Regions from separate parts of the Mus musculus genome. Here region 2 is linked to region 1. Evidence: chromatin loops called from intact Hi-C (ENCODE). Cell type or tissue: gastrocnemius. All regions are shown on one strand. Each heading gives the region's core, and the rest is flanking DNA. Links, peaks and the distances in the headings are about the cores only. Region 1 overlaps Gm12694 (a long non-coding RNA gene). Region 2 overlaps Fggy (FGGY carbohydrate kinase domain containing).

Region 1 (8,339 bases), core at 143-8,142:
GTATTTTTAGAAGCAGAAAATTCCTTAGGCCTTTTCATTTCACAAGTTGGACACTTTAGCTGGGTGTGGTCTTACCTTGAAGGTACCCCTCCATTTATTCCATTTTAGATCAAACCTCTCCTTAATTTCTTTTTTACAACACAAGCCTTGGGTCCATAATTAAATTTCCTGATGTCCCTTTTTACTTTAAACTCTTCAGTTTGTATTTCCTTCTATCCCACTTGTTCTTTTTCCTTGTAGACCTGCATGAAAGAAATTACTAAGGATTACATGATAGAATCAATATTAAGAGGCCTCCAAATCTCCAACAAAGAAATTAGTTCAATACTTTTCAATTTAGTCTCAAAAACATTCTTAAGACAAGGAAAGAAAGCAGCAATATTCTTTGCCAAAATGTCATAGGAATGGCATCTAGCCTACTTACTAATATTGTTTCCCTCTGAAACCTCCACAATCCACATAGCTCTCAGTAATCCTGTCTTCCAAGATCCTACTTGGAGAGCCCATTAAGTTCAACTTACTGCATTCAAATGCTTTCCTAGTCCAAAGTCCCAAAGTCTTGCACACTCCTCCAAAGAACTGCATGGTCAGGCCTGTCACAACGGGAGGCTACTTCCTGGCACCAACTTCTTTCTATCTTAGGTACTTTTCTTTTTTTTTTTTTTCCATTTTTTATTAGGTATTTTGCTCATTTACATTTCCAATGCTATACCAAAAGTCCCCCATACCCACCCACCCCCACTCCCCTGCCCACCCACTCCCCCTTTTTGGCCCTGGCGTTCCCCTGTACTGGGGCATATAAAGTTTGCAAGTCCAATGGGCCTCTCTTTCCAGTGATGGCCGACTAGGCCATCTTTTGATATATATGCAGCTAGAGTCAAGAGCTCCGGGGTACTGGTTAGTTCATAATGTTGTTCCACCTATAGGGTTGCAGATCCCTTTAGCTCCTTGGCTACTTTCTCTAGCTCCTCCATTGGGAGCCCTGTGATCCATCCATTAGCTGACTGTGAGCATCCACTTCTGTGTTTGCTAGGCCCCGGCATAGTCTCACAAGAGACAGCTACATCTGGGTCTTAGGTACTTTTCTATTGCTGTTATAAGACACCATGACCAACGCAACTAAGAAAAGAAAGTGTTTAATTGGGCTTACAGCTTCAGAGGGTTAGAGTCCGTGATGGCGGAGTGAAGGCCTGGCAGCTGGAACAGCTAAGAGCTCACATCTTTATTCATAAGTAAGAGGCAGAGAGAAAGAGTACTGACAATGGCACAAGTCTGTTTAAACCTCAAAGCCTGATACCAGTGACATACTTTTTCTAACAACACACACCTGCTAATCCTTCCCAAACAGTTCCACCAACAAGGGGGGCAGAACAGGGTATATATTCAAACACATGAGTCTATGGAGCCATTCTCATTCAAACTACCACACAGAATAATTTTGTTATTTACAATTTTCTTTTTTCAAAGTATAATTAATATACATGCATATATCTAGAAAATATGTCAAAGTAGTCTCTAGCTCCATATCTGTCCTTCTCTGATATTGAATACATATGCTTTGTCTAGATCACACAAAAAAAGGAGTCAGGATTATGGTATGACTAGAAACCAGATTGGCTGAGAAATTGAGGTAGGAATAGCTTAAGGAGAAGGAGACTTGGTGAACTGACTTTCATGGCTGTGCTCCCAAAGGGCTTGTGTCCATGTTCAAAAGAAAAAGAAATGTGCTTTATTTCTGGTAACTGTGGTTAAGATCAGCAAGTAGAGGTTCAAGACAAGGAGATCTCATTTACAGACAGAACTTCCTAGCAGTCAGAACTACCCTACTATAGAAAAATGGAAAAGGCTATGTCAAGGGAGTTCCAGACTAGGATGCTATGGTAGTTTGAATGAGAGTGTGACCCAAGAGTATTTGCTTAAGGACTGAAGCTAAAGTTAAAATCAAAAGAGTCTAATTCTATAGGTCAATGCTTCAGAATTCCAGAGCAGTTTTCACTCACACAGACTAATATAGACTCTACTGGATGTAATATAATTACTGGCGTAGGTCTCCCTTCTCGCTAGGGTTGTTGGCCACAGCCCATGAGAGGAAAGGAAGGAGAGTTGACTAACAGGCCCTGTGCGTGCAAACAGTAATAACGACACACTAGGACCAGCTTCAGGAAGACAGATGAACTTTACGTGGAGTGATTCGAGGGTTATATAGTTTGGGGTTAAGAGCATAGGAGTATCCAGGGTGGGTAAAGGTCATTGGCTGAAGGCTAAGGCACTGAGCTGCCTCACTGGCACTGGGGAAGGCACTTCAAGAATCTCAGGTGCTTGCTCTTCAGCTTCTTACCCAGAGAAGGAAACTGAACCTGTAATGTTCTGCAGGCAGATAGAGGTGTGTGGGGGCAGCGGGCAGTGTAGGATGGGGTGGGGGTGTTTAACTTCCCTAATAACGTCAGAGAAGGAGAAGCCCTGGTGACAAAGGGAGTCTGCCATTTTGCACAGAGTGGCAATGGTAGACTTCTACCTTAGCAGGGCAACAGACTGGGACATGACAGGCACTCAATAGAGCCTAGTTCTCTTCTACCCATCTTTAATCTAACTTTAACCTAAACACACCAGTGAGCTAGCACTCACCTTCCAGTGTTGGGCCCTGTGGTACCCTCACCCTCAGCTGGTTACAGTGGGGTAATAACTGTTCTCATGATGAAGTTCTTAGGGGTTCTTAGGAACAAAACATTTTCTTCAAAGGCTCCTCCTACATCTTATTTAACAGAGTTGGGCCAGAGTCTCATCCCTAAGCTTACCAATGGTAAAAGATCAAGCAATTGAATAAAGGAAGAAAAAGGAAAAGGGAAACTGGGGTAAAAAGGAAAAAGGACAAAAAAATGTAATGAATACTGCATAGGTGATAGCTGTGTCCCCTAGACCCATAGTTTTCTATAAACAAACCAAGGCTGAGAAGGGTTTAATTAATATGCCAGAGTCAAGGGTAGGAGTATGGCCATCACAGGAAGTGTGGCTAGCATAGGAAAAGTGGGTCACAGTTGGAGAATGAGGGGCAAGTGAGAGCAGGGTTAAGGACAAGGGTTCTAGCCTGTGTGGCGCTTTGAAGTCATTTTCAACAGGACTGACTACATTAACTTCCTAAAATTCTAGTTCCCAGAAATTAGGAAACTGTGAATATTAAAAATGTTTGTTTGTTTTGTTTTGAATTCTCCAGATGTTTTAATGCAGCACCAAGAGCAGAATCGCTGGTTTAGGAAGACAACAGTTGACAAGTGGAGATTCAATGCTGAAAGCACAGCGCTGTCAGGGAGACATGGTACCTGCCTCTTCTGTTTCCTCCCAAGTGACTGCTACTTCTTGAGGATAGCCAGGTTTTAGTTACTCATGTGACCCAGCACCTGACACCTGATCAGGCAGTTAATGATGGAATGAATGGGTCATTAATGATATACTCACAGAACACCATTTTTATACCACTCCTACAATGCAATCATGCTCCCATTTTACAGATGAGCAAATCAAAACCCTGATATTCTTTATGATCAACGAAAGAAATTGGGAGGCTAAGAAGTCAAACTAGAATTTAGAGAACAGTAGCCACCAAGAATAGGGTCCTGTGGCGGATTGCTTTTCTCCCTTTTCTCCAGGACCCCTTCTCTTTGTACCCCCAAAGCCTCAGATGTTACTGAGTCTGCCTTCCTGGCCTCTTTCATCCTCCTTGGAACCCTAGCCTGCTGGAAAAGAGGAAGAAAGGACTGGAGGTACTAACTAAGGCATATCTGGGGGTCAGGACCAGCCTGTGTCTGAGAATCTGCTGGAGTGGGAACTGACCACAGCCATCCGTACTGGGAGGCCCGGGAGCTGAACACAGCACCTCATTCATGGTGTGACCTTGAGTAAGCAACTCCTTACTTCTCGACTCCAGTGTCATCACGAAGGGTGTGTAGCAGAACATTTGGGTCACATACTCCAGTTCTGAGGTTCAGGTAGATACAGGGGGCTAAATGGGAACTAGTGAGCAGACCAGCATGTGCCTTGTTGAATAATGGTGTGAATTAAATGAGTTCTAGAAGCTGTTGCCATAAGGGCTGGTGGACTTGGCATTGTGAGGATTTTGGGGTTATTTTTTTAAGGATTGTTATTAAATCTATATTTTTTTAATGTGTGATCTTGTGGTTAATCTATCTGCCCAGTAATAACAATAGTAATCAACATGTGTGTGACAAAATAAATAACAACAAAAGCGTACGAAACCAGATTGAGCTTGGTCTCATTTGTGAGACCCCTGTACTAAACTGTCTAAAAGGCCCTTGCAGGACACAGGCCTTTAGCATTTCGGCAATAGCTGGAACTTTTATCCAGGAAGTAAAATCGAAATGGCACCATCCTTATACTCCTAGTACTTTGGTATGCACTTAATTCTGTGATCGCGGGAGAAACATCACCTTCCCAAAAGATCTGTCTGGTTTTAAACGCTAGGCTGACCCCTTCCTAGAGAAACAGTGACCTCTGGTGGAAAATGGCAGCAGAGCAACGCCGCTGTGCTGAGATAATTTAATGCTTAGGCAAACTGACTGTTTTCACTTGAAATAGATTTAATGAAGAATAATAAATAAAACCTAGACACATATGTACAGATGGTTTGATGTATGTTAGGCAAGAGTCAGGCTTTCATGTATACATTTGGGAGTAATTACTCTTAATCTAAAAAAAGAAGTTGAGGATTAGCGAAAGAACGAAAGCATTTGCTAGATTGACTGACAGCAATCTGGAATGGGCAGGCATGGAGAGAAAGCTAGGACTCGGGCAGTGTTCTGAGAATCAGAGACTTGAGTAATTTACTGAAGGTCTCAGTGATTGTTCCCATGCATGCTTTGATGAGTCCCCAACGACTCTCCAAGGCATGGACTATTAATTATCTCCATTTGACGAATAAGGAGCATGCAGAATAGGGACTCTGAGTGACAGAGTCCTTGGCCGTTAAAGGACTTCTGGCTGACTGTGCTGTCTTTTGCACAGTGTTGTGTAAGGTCTTCAGTCGTGTAACTAGAAATGGTGCCGCTGGGTTGCTCCCATGCACTCCAAGCCCTAACCCTGCAAATTACATGCATCTTGAACACCAGTGACTTTCACAGTGGTCATGAAAATCTTGAGTCACATCACAAAACAATGGGTCATCCTTCTTTATTTTTGAGGTCATAAGATAATTACATCTCTCCCTTCCTTTTCCTCCCTTCAAACTCTGCTGTGACCCCTCTGCTCTCCTTCAAACCCATGGCCTCCTTTCCTCTCACTAATTGTTATCACATGCATATATATGTAGACATATATACCTAAATGTAGCCTGTTCAGGCCATATAATGTTACTTGCATGTATGATTTCAGGGCTGACAATCTGGTACAGGAGAGTCAGTTGGTGTGCTCTTCCCTGGGGAAGATCATCTCCCTCTGAAATAGATCATTCTGGAGAAGCTGAAGATCCCATGGATTGGGTGAGAACTATTGTGCAGATTCGTGAGCTCGGCATTTTAATATGAGGTGTAGGATGGTAAATGAAAGTTCAGAAACCACGTCAGGAAGGATTTACTAAGACAGAACTGGGACCCATTACCAGGAGGGGAAAACTCAAGGAACATGCATTCAGTCCTTCCCTTGTGTGTTCATTGATGTTTACAGTGTTTGCTTATGTGCAGCCCTGTGTCAGGATTCCAGTGTTTACGTGTGTGGGGGCTTGTGTCCGGTGTGGAGGAGACAGCGATGCAGACATTACATGTGGTCTCATTAAACCTCATATAGAGAGGGTCAGAGAATAGCAGAAGTGTCTCATGGAGAATTATCTGTTCTCAGCAGGTTCATACAGAAGGACAGAACTCAAATGGACTGGAAGGGGTTGGCTGAACCGTGTGTGACACTGCGCTAGCACTGTCTGCTTAGAGACTAAAAGTCAGTGGGAAGCTTTCAGTGAGACTGAAAGTGGTGTTGGGTTGTGGTGGGACTTAACCCTCTTTCTACCCTTTGGGCCCAGAGTTCACTAGAAAGACTAACAATTGATATCGCCTCTCAGTTTTAGATAAGGACAGACAAAATTACAGCCATTGGTCTTTTGTTTTCTTTCTTGATCTTTTCTTTGTCTCTCAGTGATATTGTGGCCTTTTTTTTCCTTTTTTTTTTTTAATTTTCTTTTCTTTCTTTCTTTTTTTTTTTTTTTCTTCTTTTCTTTTTTTGAGACAGGGTTTCTCTGTGTAGCCCTGGCTGTCCTGGAACTCACTCTGTAGACCAGACTGGCCTTGAACTCAGAAATCCGCCTGCCTCTGCCTCCCAAGTGCTGGGATTAAAGGCGTGTGCCACCACGCCCGGCCTTTGTGGCCTTTTCTCTTCTGGTCACACAAGGTTCCTACAAACTTCGTCTTTTAACCATAAACTGTAAAGGACTGACATCAGAAATCTTGGGGGCAGGACACGAGCATTTTCTTTCCTATCACGTGTGGTGCTAGGGGTTGAGCCAGGGGCCTCATACGTGATGGGCGAGCATCCTGCCACTGACATGCATCCCCCCAGAATTTTTGTTCTTTACTTAAAAAAAAATTTGAACAGGGTGTTGCCAACTTGTCCAGACTGACCTTACACTCACCCTGTAAACCAAACAGCTTGAATGCACATGAAGCCCTGATAGGCATTGAACTTCTGATCCTTCTGATTCACTCAGGAGCTGGAACTACAGTCCTGCACTACCAGGCCTTGCTGGATCTTTCAAAGGTCCATCGTGAGACTTTCATTTCCATTGTAGATAACTGAAAAGCACAAAATAAGCTATAACAGCGTAGAAGGGCATCACCCAAATGACCATCACTGACATTATTTCCTACATTTGATTCCTCTGATTATAATTTATTTTATTTTTAAATACATATGATCAAGCCAAACCCTGCTATTTCATTTATGATTACTCAAAAGACATAGTTATATCAAGATCTTTATTACAACCATATTTAATCATATAGCTATTATATTATACTGAATAAATGCATCATACTTTATCTTTTCTCATATCTTGGACATTTCCAATATTTTGGTAGTATAAACAATGCTCAAATCTAAAACTTTCTATAAATATTTCAAATGTAAACAAATGTTGTGCACAAAGATGTTGGTTGTGACCTTTAATTTTCTACCTATCCCCTACCCCCAACATGCTCATGTCCTCTTGATCTTTATTGCACAATCCCAAGTCTCATGACGTGGCCTGAGCCATTCACTCTCTGGAATACTCATGAACTCCACTCATCTTTCTTAAAAGACGATCTTAAAAGCAAGCTCCATTGTTCTTTGCTTAGGACTGCTCCCTTCTCTGCTCTCTAAGACTTCTCGTCCTGGTCTCACCACCATTCTCTCTAATTGCTCTGTTAGATTGAGCAAAGCAAACATTTGGTTAATCATTTGGAAAATTGGTCATCACACTGCTGGCTGACTGGTATAATGGAGGTGGTCTAGTGTCAGAGCTAAAATCATTACTGAAGATAACACAGTTACTCATGCGTGTGTGTACAACCCGTCTACACGCTACCCTGTAAAGTCATTCTTTTTTTCTGTTTTTCTTTTTTTTTCTTTTTTTTTTTCTGGATGAATGTTCTTTGTTCTTGTAGGTTATAGCAAAGAAAGAACCCAGAGTCTAGGGCCCATTCTAATTCCACTCCCATATTCTACTAGATTTGGAGCAAAACTCTATGCTGGGCATCAAGTTGAGCTCTGAAAGTATACAACCAACCTAACAAGAAAGAGAGAGAGAGAGAGAGAGAGAGAGAGAGAGAGAGAGAGAGAGAGAGAGAGAGAGAGATTTGTATACAGAAGGCAAGCACACTAACAGAAAAGTGAAACAACCTGTATATGCATATGCCTATATGGCTACATAGGGTATTGGTTTAGGGAAATAAGGAATTAAACAAGACAAATGGTCCATATTGAAGAGACAGAAGAAACTGAGTGGAAGGGGAAGGGCAGAATTGAAATATGGAGGAGTATTTGAAGGTCAACAGATTGTCCCTGGGTGGAGCAGAGAGGAATGTATCAACCAGATAGCACAGAAAGGGACCTCCTTCAGGCATCAGAGTCATGCCATTGGGTGATATGAAGGTCAAAGTAAATAAGTCAAAAAATATGTGAAAACATGTAAAAAAAAAAGTTTAGGGTTATGGCCAAACTCACCTGCACCCAGCTAAAGGCAACTGCGCTACATCACAGCCCAGAATCACCAGTGCTTGTCTAAGGTCTCCCTGTAGCATGGACATTTGAAGTCCAGGAAACTACATCTTGCAAAATTTATATTCCCAGCATGCATTCATTTC
Region 2 (8,337 bases), core at 338-8,337, 920 kb before region 1:
TGAAAATATAATTTGAAAGACTTCCATTATACCAAAATAGCCTTCCCTGTGGTGGCCAGGTAGGCTTTGAAATTGAGGTTTTTGGGGAACAGGGATAATTAGGAAGATTTTTGTTAAATATTGAAAGGGATAGTAACAAATTCGAGGATTGGTATGGACAGATTGAAAGAACTTATCCTGGTTCACAAAAAGCAGGTCAGATGGCTGGGAACAAGGTCAGAGGTAGGGAACTGGTACCCTCTCAGGCAAGCTACGGAAGGTGTTGAAGGCAGGTACAGAGAAAGCAGTGGGAAACACTGAAGATCAGTGAAATTGACAAGAGAATTTTGTTGGATGTCTTCATCAAAGTGAGGCTTTGGTCATGAGATCATGAGAATGTGCGTGTCAGAGGGAGATGGCTGGGGAGGTTTGGATTTATTTATGCCTTGTAATTGGGAGTGTGGGATTTGTTCAGAGCATTTGGTGTCTGAGGATACATGGAGTGCTAATGTGATTAGGGGAACCTGCTAGTAGTGAATGTTAGTAGTAGCTATGGTGTCCACTGTTAAAGGAGCTGGCTCATTTTCCTCTGTAAAATACACCGTGGATTTCAGTGGTTCATCTATCCTCCCATGAGTGCTAGATATATTTTTGGAGAGTGTGGATTTTAGTGGTATGGAGGAGTCCAGATGTATGGCTTTCCCAAGACCCGACACTGGATGGTACAGTTGGCCCAAAGGACTTTGAAGACCCAATGCTGACATCCCATTCAGATGTCAAATTGATTGAAAGTGAAGCAGGCAAAGAGTGGATGATTATGATTTGGGAAAATAGAGTGGGACCGAATAGGGGTTGTAGTAGGAGCAGTGCATACAGCCGTGGGATGGAAAGCCTTGCTGGTAACCTGAGCAGAGGTTTTGTGATTTATGGGTTTCCCTGACCTGGAGCTACCATGTGTACTGGCCAGGTGTATCAATTTAGTGGGTCAAGGAAATGCAGGAGTGGGAAAGGGGGAATGGGATTCATCTTTTTCAGTGATGGGGGCAGCGGAGAAACAGGTAATCTTAAGGGAGCAGGGACTTGGTGCAGGTGAATACAGTAAAGCGGGGTTAGAAGAATATTGAAGAATGGGACAAAGAGCAGAACGAAAAGGTTCATATGAGAGAGATGGACCCAGGGTGGGATTTCCTGGAGTCTGACTACAGTCGGGGCTGTGAATAGCACCATATAGGACCCTTGCCACTTGGCCTGGTGAGAAGGAGTTGACTGGTAGGGAGGTGCTAGGAGAACTTGATCTCCTGGCTGTATGGACCAAGTCCAGGTCGGGGGATTCACTAGTGGCCTGGGAAGGAGACATTCGGAATGTGTTTGTATGGGGTTTCCTAACCATTACATTTGGACTATGCGTACCCAGCATGAGTGATGTTGTTCCTTTGTCAGACTACCATGTCTGGAAGCGTGAAGGCAACAGAGATGGTGTGATGGTACTCTGTTTCTTTGTATAGTTAACGTTCTCCCTGCCCCTTGGAATCACTCATCTGTGAAGCAACAGTTTTAAAACCCTGTATACATCCTGTTACTTATCAAACTTTCCTCCAGGATCTATGGATAGCTCCTCTCCATACCTATCTTTAATAATTGTTGCAAAATGGTGATTTTGCAATTAAATGCTCTATCTGATTCTAAAGTCTGGAAGAAGCTAATGACATAAAGTACACAGACTAAGCACCAGGTTATACCACATAAAGCAGATAAGGCCTAATTTAATAGCTGACATGGAAAGAATGAACAAGTTTCCACAGGACTGAAGGATTTTTCAGGGTCTGGTTTTACAAGAGATCCCAGCATCCAATAAGAGCTACTGCTACCAGGAAAGCACCCTAGAAACCACCAACTATTACACATCCAGACACAGACATAAGTGACTCCAGTTGTGTTTGCCTGCTCGAAGTTTTTATTAGATAATAAGACAGGAATGCCAAAATTATACCCAAGGGGCACTGAGCATAAGATGAACACACAGAGGGCCCCAGTGAATGGCACAGCGTCTGTACGGACAGGTATGTTCAGCTTCCATTCATGATTGCTGAATACTCCTTCTGGTGCTCAACCATTCTCAGAAACACTTGATATTTCTTGTCATAATATCTGGGGGGTACAAAAAGGAACACATTAAACACTGGCAAAACAAAGCTGTTGTGTGCCTTCCCCCTAATTTAGAAGGATGGGAATGTATCTGTTATGTTCAGACGGAAATCTAAGTTTTTAGTGTATGAAGCAAAGGGGTTATTATGCTTCATATCTATTGTGTATAAATGACATGCAGTTCTGCAAGATGCATGCTTGACATGTAGGTGTTTTATCAGCAAGGTGCATCCAAAGTGGAATAGCCTGAAGTGTAGCTGAGGTGGGATTCGTGCTTAGAAAGCAGTGGCTTCTGAGCCTCCCCTGCATGTACTGAATGGCTCAGGCTTAGCACAGACCCCTTCTGATCCCAAGCTTAAATACATCTGTCTGGCGTGACTAGCCACAGGTGAAAACAGCACCTTGGCCAGATTTAAGAATGAGCACTTTAATCCCCTTTGTGATTTCCACATATCAGTGACTTTGGCAGACAGCCTTATCCAGGTGTTTGGCTTATCCAACGGTTTATCTAGGGTAAACTCTGTAGAAACGAGACCAACATCTCCCTGCACCTGGCTCTACCCTCAGTGTCTGGTAGTGACCCTGCTAACCAGCCTTCTCCATCAGACTCTTTAGGTGAGACCTGTTAGAACCACTCTTGGCTGTAAGACTGGGTCTGCTTAGGCATCACCATGCCACAAGGATAGCAATAGTACGGAGCATCATAACTTTTAAAACTCTGTCTTTACTCTCTTTAATGGGGTGGATGAATCCAATTCAACATTATTTGGTAGACTCTGGAATGTTCTGACAATGACCCTTATAAGGGATGTTAACCATTGTGAATTGGGATGGGGAATAAGAGTATGAGAAAATCTGGGAGTGCACAGAAATTTGTGCTTGTTCCATATTTCAACCTTAAGCATTCTAGAAGAGTGATGTCGGAACTGTGATGGGGCCAAACCATGGCTGAGAAGGGGATTTGAGGCCAGGACTTGAATTACACAACCCATGCCTACAAAACCCATCTATGCATAAATTTCCTCACCTGCAAATCGAGATAGTTACAGGATATACTGCAGAAATGTTGTGAGGATTAAGCAATATGTGAAATGAATGAGAACAATGACTGATTCAAATAAATAATGTAAGTATGAGTTATTGCTTTGAAATAATCCATATTCTACTATTATACTCAATCTACGATTGTGAGATGCTGCTAAACCCCGCTCCAAAGAATTCAATTCTCAGTCAGAGAATGGCTTTTAGAAATATTTTCTGCTTCTAATGATATTCTATGACAATACAAGGCGGTGCAATTCTTCTGTGGGGTGAGATGGGTTTCTAACTTTGTTATCGCAAAACTCTTAAAGGGGGCTTTGCTCAGCAGCCTCTCTCACACAGCAAGGATTTTAAGGTAACAATTCTACTGAAACTCCATTCATTGGAATACCATTTGTCTTCTTGCAAATGTCTTTTTTCACTCAACAGGAACCCACGATTCACCCTTTCCAGGTTGAATAATTGGAATCATTGTAACAATTTGCTTACTGAACTACAGTTACTTTATTAGACATTAAATTCACATACAGCCAGCCAGCTGAGTTATCTCCTAAATTCCCCTCCTCTCAAACAATTGATTGTCTGTGGCTCGGGACCAAGAAAATATAAAGTTAATGAGATTTGAAGCCAAGAGACAGGAAGAGGAAATGGGGTCTGGCTTTCTAGTTGCAATCTTTGTGCTGCCTGCAGATGGCGGCACAGCACTGTGCATTTGCTTCATGGAAACCCTGCCAGCTGCCATCAAGACACCACAGTCTTCAAAGAAAGCATGAGCTGAAGGGATCTGCAACCCTATAAGTGGGACAACAATATGAACTAACCAGTACCCCGGAGCTCGTGTCTCTAGCGGCATATGTAGCAGAAGATGGCCTAGTCGGCCATCATTGGGAAGAGAGGCCCCTTGGTCTTGCAAACTTTATGTGCCTCAGTATAGGGGAACTCCAGGGCCAAGAAGTGGGAGTGGGTGAGTAGGGGAGCAGGGCAGGGGAGGGTATAGGGGACTTTAGGAATAGCATTTGAAATGTAAATGGAGAAAATATCTAATAAAAATCTATAATTTAAATTAAAAAATAATAATTACCCCTGGCAGGGGGGTGGGGGAGAAAGCACATGGATTTTTTTTTTTTCTGAGAATGAACTTAAAAACACTTCCCTGAAAAGTCTTGAGAAGGTCACAAAAGAGATGAAGGGGAATAAACTGCTTCTCCTTTCAAACAAACGGCATAGTTCAGGCACCCTCTAGTGGACACCCTCCACAGCTTCTCCATTCACTGGGAGGGGCATCTCTGTTGCTGGGTTGAGTTTCCTATACCCATGCTGCTCCTCTGAGCTAGGCAGTCAGAGAGGGCTTCACATGCAGGGTCTTTAATAGCCTGATTCCATTTGGAGACAATAAAATGAGTCTAGACTGTCATTTTAGTAAGCATTTCAAGTTCTCAAATAATGGACCTTTGAGACATATAAGGAAAGTGACATGGTAAGACTTTAAGTTTTAACACCAAGTGCTTTCCTCCGGGACTTGCTCCTTCATCTTCAGTGATTTCATAGTGACCCTGATTGCTAATGTGGGCTGCTCCAAAAGCCTTCGATAGAGCCTCCTGACTTCTAGCCTTAGCTCTCACGAACCAATTCTGTATGACTAAACTTTCAAACTGTCCATTTGATCAGGTCTCATCACTGCTTAAAACTCTGACCCCAGGGGTCTTTGGCATGGCTCCAGGGGCTTCATGGGCTGACTTCTGCCTGCCTCACTTCCTCATCTCACCTTGTGTTCTGATTGTAGTGATCTCAGTATAAAAGCTGACCCTTTGCATAGATTATTTCCTCTACCAAGAATGTTCTTCTCTACTTTGGCCTGTTTGGAAATGACTTTTAAACATTTAAAGTCAGCGGAGACATGGTCTTCCTCTAAAATTTTCCTTTCTCCATGCATGGTCCCAGTTATTCCTTCTTCCGGTTATGTTGTTGCCTGCTGGCATTTCTATGGAAGAATTTATTCATGTTAACTTAAAATCATCTCTCTGTATAAATCTAGTAGTGCCTCATCGCTCTCTGCATCCTTCCCAGAGCTCAGTTCATGCTTTAAATATAGCAAGCACTCAATAGATAAATAAATAAATAAATATTTTTGTTGACTTGGCATTTAAACATGGGGGATTTTCTAGCCTTCAGTGCCAAGAAATATATAAAGGGTAGGAGAATGCCAGCTGGTCCTTTGATGTGAACATAAAAGATTCCCATACTTTAGCATAGAGAAAAACAGATTTCTTCCTATGATTCAGGATGAAAATATTAGTCTGAGAATTTGGAAGTTTGTATGTGACTCCAGCTCTGACCAGCTAAGCTTTGGATCTTGATAAACCAAAGTTCTCATATTGGGAGGAATTCCTTCAACCTCTAAGTCAGTGATTCCCAACTGGTGGGTTGCAACCCCTTTGGCAAACCATCTCCCCAAATATTTACTGTAATGAATTGTAATATTCATAACAGTAGCAAAATTACAGCTATGAAGTAGCAATGAAGTAATGTTGTGGTTGGGGGTCACCACGACAGGAGGAACTGGCCGCAGCTTTAGGAAGGCTGGGAACCGCTGGTCTAAGTGAAAGAAGAGCCAGGGTTGATCCAAGGTCCATCCCAGAGCAAGAGCTGCCCCTCCTCCCATGCACTCTCAGTCTCTGGCAGCTTCATACAGACTTACTTTTTATCAGCATGTTCCGGAAACACGACTTTCCCCACTTTGCTCATCCTTGCCATTGCCTCCTGGTAAACGGAAATAACAAAGAATGCTGGGTAAAGAAGGAGACCATGGACCTTACAGGAAATGGATAGAACCAGGAAAGGCCATATTGAGTGGGATAACCAAGACCCAGAAAGACAAATGTCCCGTGTTCTCTCTTACTGGAGGCCTCTTGCTCCAGAGCTTCAGACCTGAGTGAAGAGCCAATTCCTGGCATTATTAATGATACTCTGTTATGTTTGCAGACAGGAACACGTTGTCTTCTGATAGGTTCCACCCAGCAGCTGACTCAGGCAGATGCAGACACCCACAGCCAAACAGTGAATGGAGTTTTGGGACTCTTATGGAAGAATAGGAGGAAGGATTTTGGCTTCTAACTGGATAAAAACTCCACAGGAAGACCAAAAGAAACAACTACCCCGAACCTTTAGTGCTAGTTGACTGAATCATCAACCAAAAAACATATACAAGCTAGACCTAGGCCCTCCTGCACCTCTGTAGCAAATGTGCAGCTTGGTCTTCATGTGGGTCCTGAAGAACTGGAGGCGGGGGGGGGGGGGGGCTATCCCAAAAGCTCTTGCCTGTCTGTGGGATATGTTCTTCTAGCTGGGCTGCCTTGTCTGGCCTCAGTGGGAGAGGATGCACCTAGCCTCACCTCACAGGGACTTGATGTGCCAGGGTTAGAGAATACAGAGGGGCAAGTGTGTGTGTGTGTGTGTGTGTGTGTGTGTGTGTGTGTGTGTGTGTGTTTCTCATGCTCAGAGGAGAAAGGAAGTGGGGATTGGCAAAGGATTGTGGAAGGGGGTGACCATGAGGGGGGCAGTGAGTAGAATGCAAAGTGAATAAGTAAAATAATAAAAGCTAAATAAATAAAAATTTAAAAATAATTTATACCAAAACAAAGACTAAAAACGAGGTTATACTGTAAGAAACACTATCTTTTTTCTATTGTTGCTTGAATTAATCAGCCTTTAAAATAATAATTCAGAAGGTAAAACAATTTACAGAAACCAGGGAAGGAAAACTGAACTGTTGTCAGGATAAGGGAGTTAGGGAGCAATAGAAAGGAATAGTGGGATATAAGTAATCTGATCAGAGAAACAGGAAAAGGGGATCTTTAGAAAGAGGGAAGGAAATACAGAGGAGGAGAGGAGGGTAAAACGAATAGCAGAAGACAAGTGATCTGGGGGAGGGTAAGCTGAGGTGCTTAGTGGGGAAGGGAGGAGATGGGAGGTAAATACATAACAAAAGGGACGTGAGTAAAATAATAATAAAGGTGTCTGAAAAATCACAAGAAATCATAATATTGACTATTTACCTAGAAATAAAACCCTATAGCATGTGTACAAATATCTACAGACATAGTTTTAATGAACTTTTGTCATCTGGACTGCTGGCTGGTTCTCTCTCCAAGAGCCAAAGACTACCTAACAACAACAACAACAACAACAACAACAAACCCTAATTCCAAGCATAAGAAGCCCTCTTTTGAGTTGGTGGTCAGGTCTGCACAAGTAACTCCCTAAACACACAGCTCTTGCTGTTGTCCTTGGTCACCTCTCAAGGGTGGAAGATCAGTTCCCAGTGCAGAAAACACCATGCATGTTCAGTACACAGAGACCTGTGATCTGTAACCAACCAGATGGCACCATGTAAGCTTCCAAGGAGAGAAGCAACCATAGCTACTCAGCTCTGCTGCTTATGAGTCGCATTAACAACCAACTGACAAGATAATCCTGAGGGTACAATAGTAGCACACAGATTTTGGTGGTAACCAGCAGCTTTCTAGTTGGACTTAAAACCTTCTTAATAAGAGGAAAATCATGCTTGATACAAGATACCTAGTTAACTACTCAGTGCTAGTGAAGTCATGGTTATTGGAGGAGAATCTACAACCACTAATTTACTATAAACATGTGTCCTTACACCCACAGAGAAGTGTAGCCTTCATCCCGCATCAAGGAAACATCTCTTTGCCACAGAAAGAGGCCAAGAAAGAAAGCTATAACCTATCAAAATGCAGAGTTGTAGAGTCCCAGTGGACACATCAGAAAAACATTCCTCTACCTAAAGCTCAGGGAACGCTGTGCAAACTGTGGGAGGGGAGATTCTAAGAGCCAGAGGGTCAGGTCGTTTCTTATGAGACGGCGTCTCCAAGTCACATCAGAAGTTCCATCTTATCAACATGACTGGCCAAAAGTCAACTGAGCATGGATCTCACCAATGAACATGCTATACTGAACAGGGAAAAGCCCATGAGGTCTCAACCCTATACAACAATCTACAGGGAACTGTATAAAGCTGGGAGGGGCAGATAAGGTCTTCCCCATGAGAGAGCACAATTGGCCATCCAGTGTCAGTCAGCTGTGTAAACATACACACAAGTAACCTTATCTGGACAGGTTATACTTAGGAATGCAGTAACAACTAATTAA

Evidence for each region. A loop is a pair of places that touch in the nucleus more often than their neighbours do. Peaks named below come from ENCODE experiments on the same cell type or tissue, not always from the same donor. Only the 100,000 strongest peaks of a DNase experiment are listed, where the experiment ranks them.
Region 2: it touches region 1 in a loop (10-fold over the local background); 24 of 42 quality-filtered maps call a loop at or near these places.

Annotation. Positions count from the first base shown.
Region 1 is chr4:95,004,514-95,012,852 of GRCm38, reverse strand. All of the region lies in intron 2 of Gm12694 (a long non-coding RNA gene), which reads right to left. Among named protein-coding and RNA genes, the nearest start is that of Gm12694, 30 kb to the right of the region's middle. In gastrocnemius, for the core only: a CTCF peak has its summit at 4,522 (motif pointing left); a DNase peak (open chromatin) is centred at 4,507; H3K4me3 peaks cover 517 bases; H3K27ac peaks cover 438 bases.
Region 2 is chr4:95,920,513-95,928,849 of GRCm38, reverse strand. It overlaps Fggy (FGGY carbohydrate kinase domain containing), which reads right to left. Exons shown (of 16, transcript NM_001113412.1): 15 at 5,864-5,925; 16 at 1,911-2,127. The coding sequence ends at 2,046. Among named protein-coding and RNA genes, the nearest start is that of Hook1, 43 kb to the left of the region's middle. In gastrocnemius, for the core only: CTCF peaks have their summits at 3,833 (motif pointing right) and 4,416 (motif pointing left); DNase peaks (open chromatin) are centred at 3,869, 4,431 and 4,870.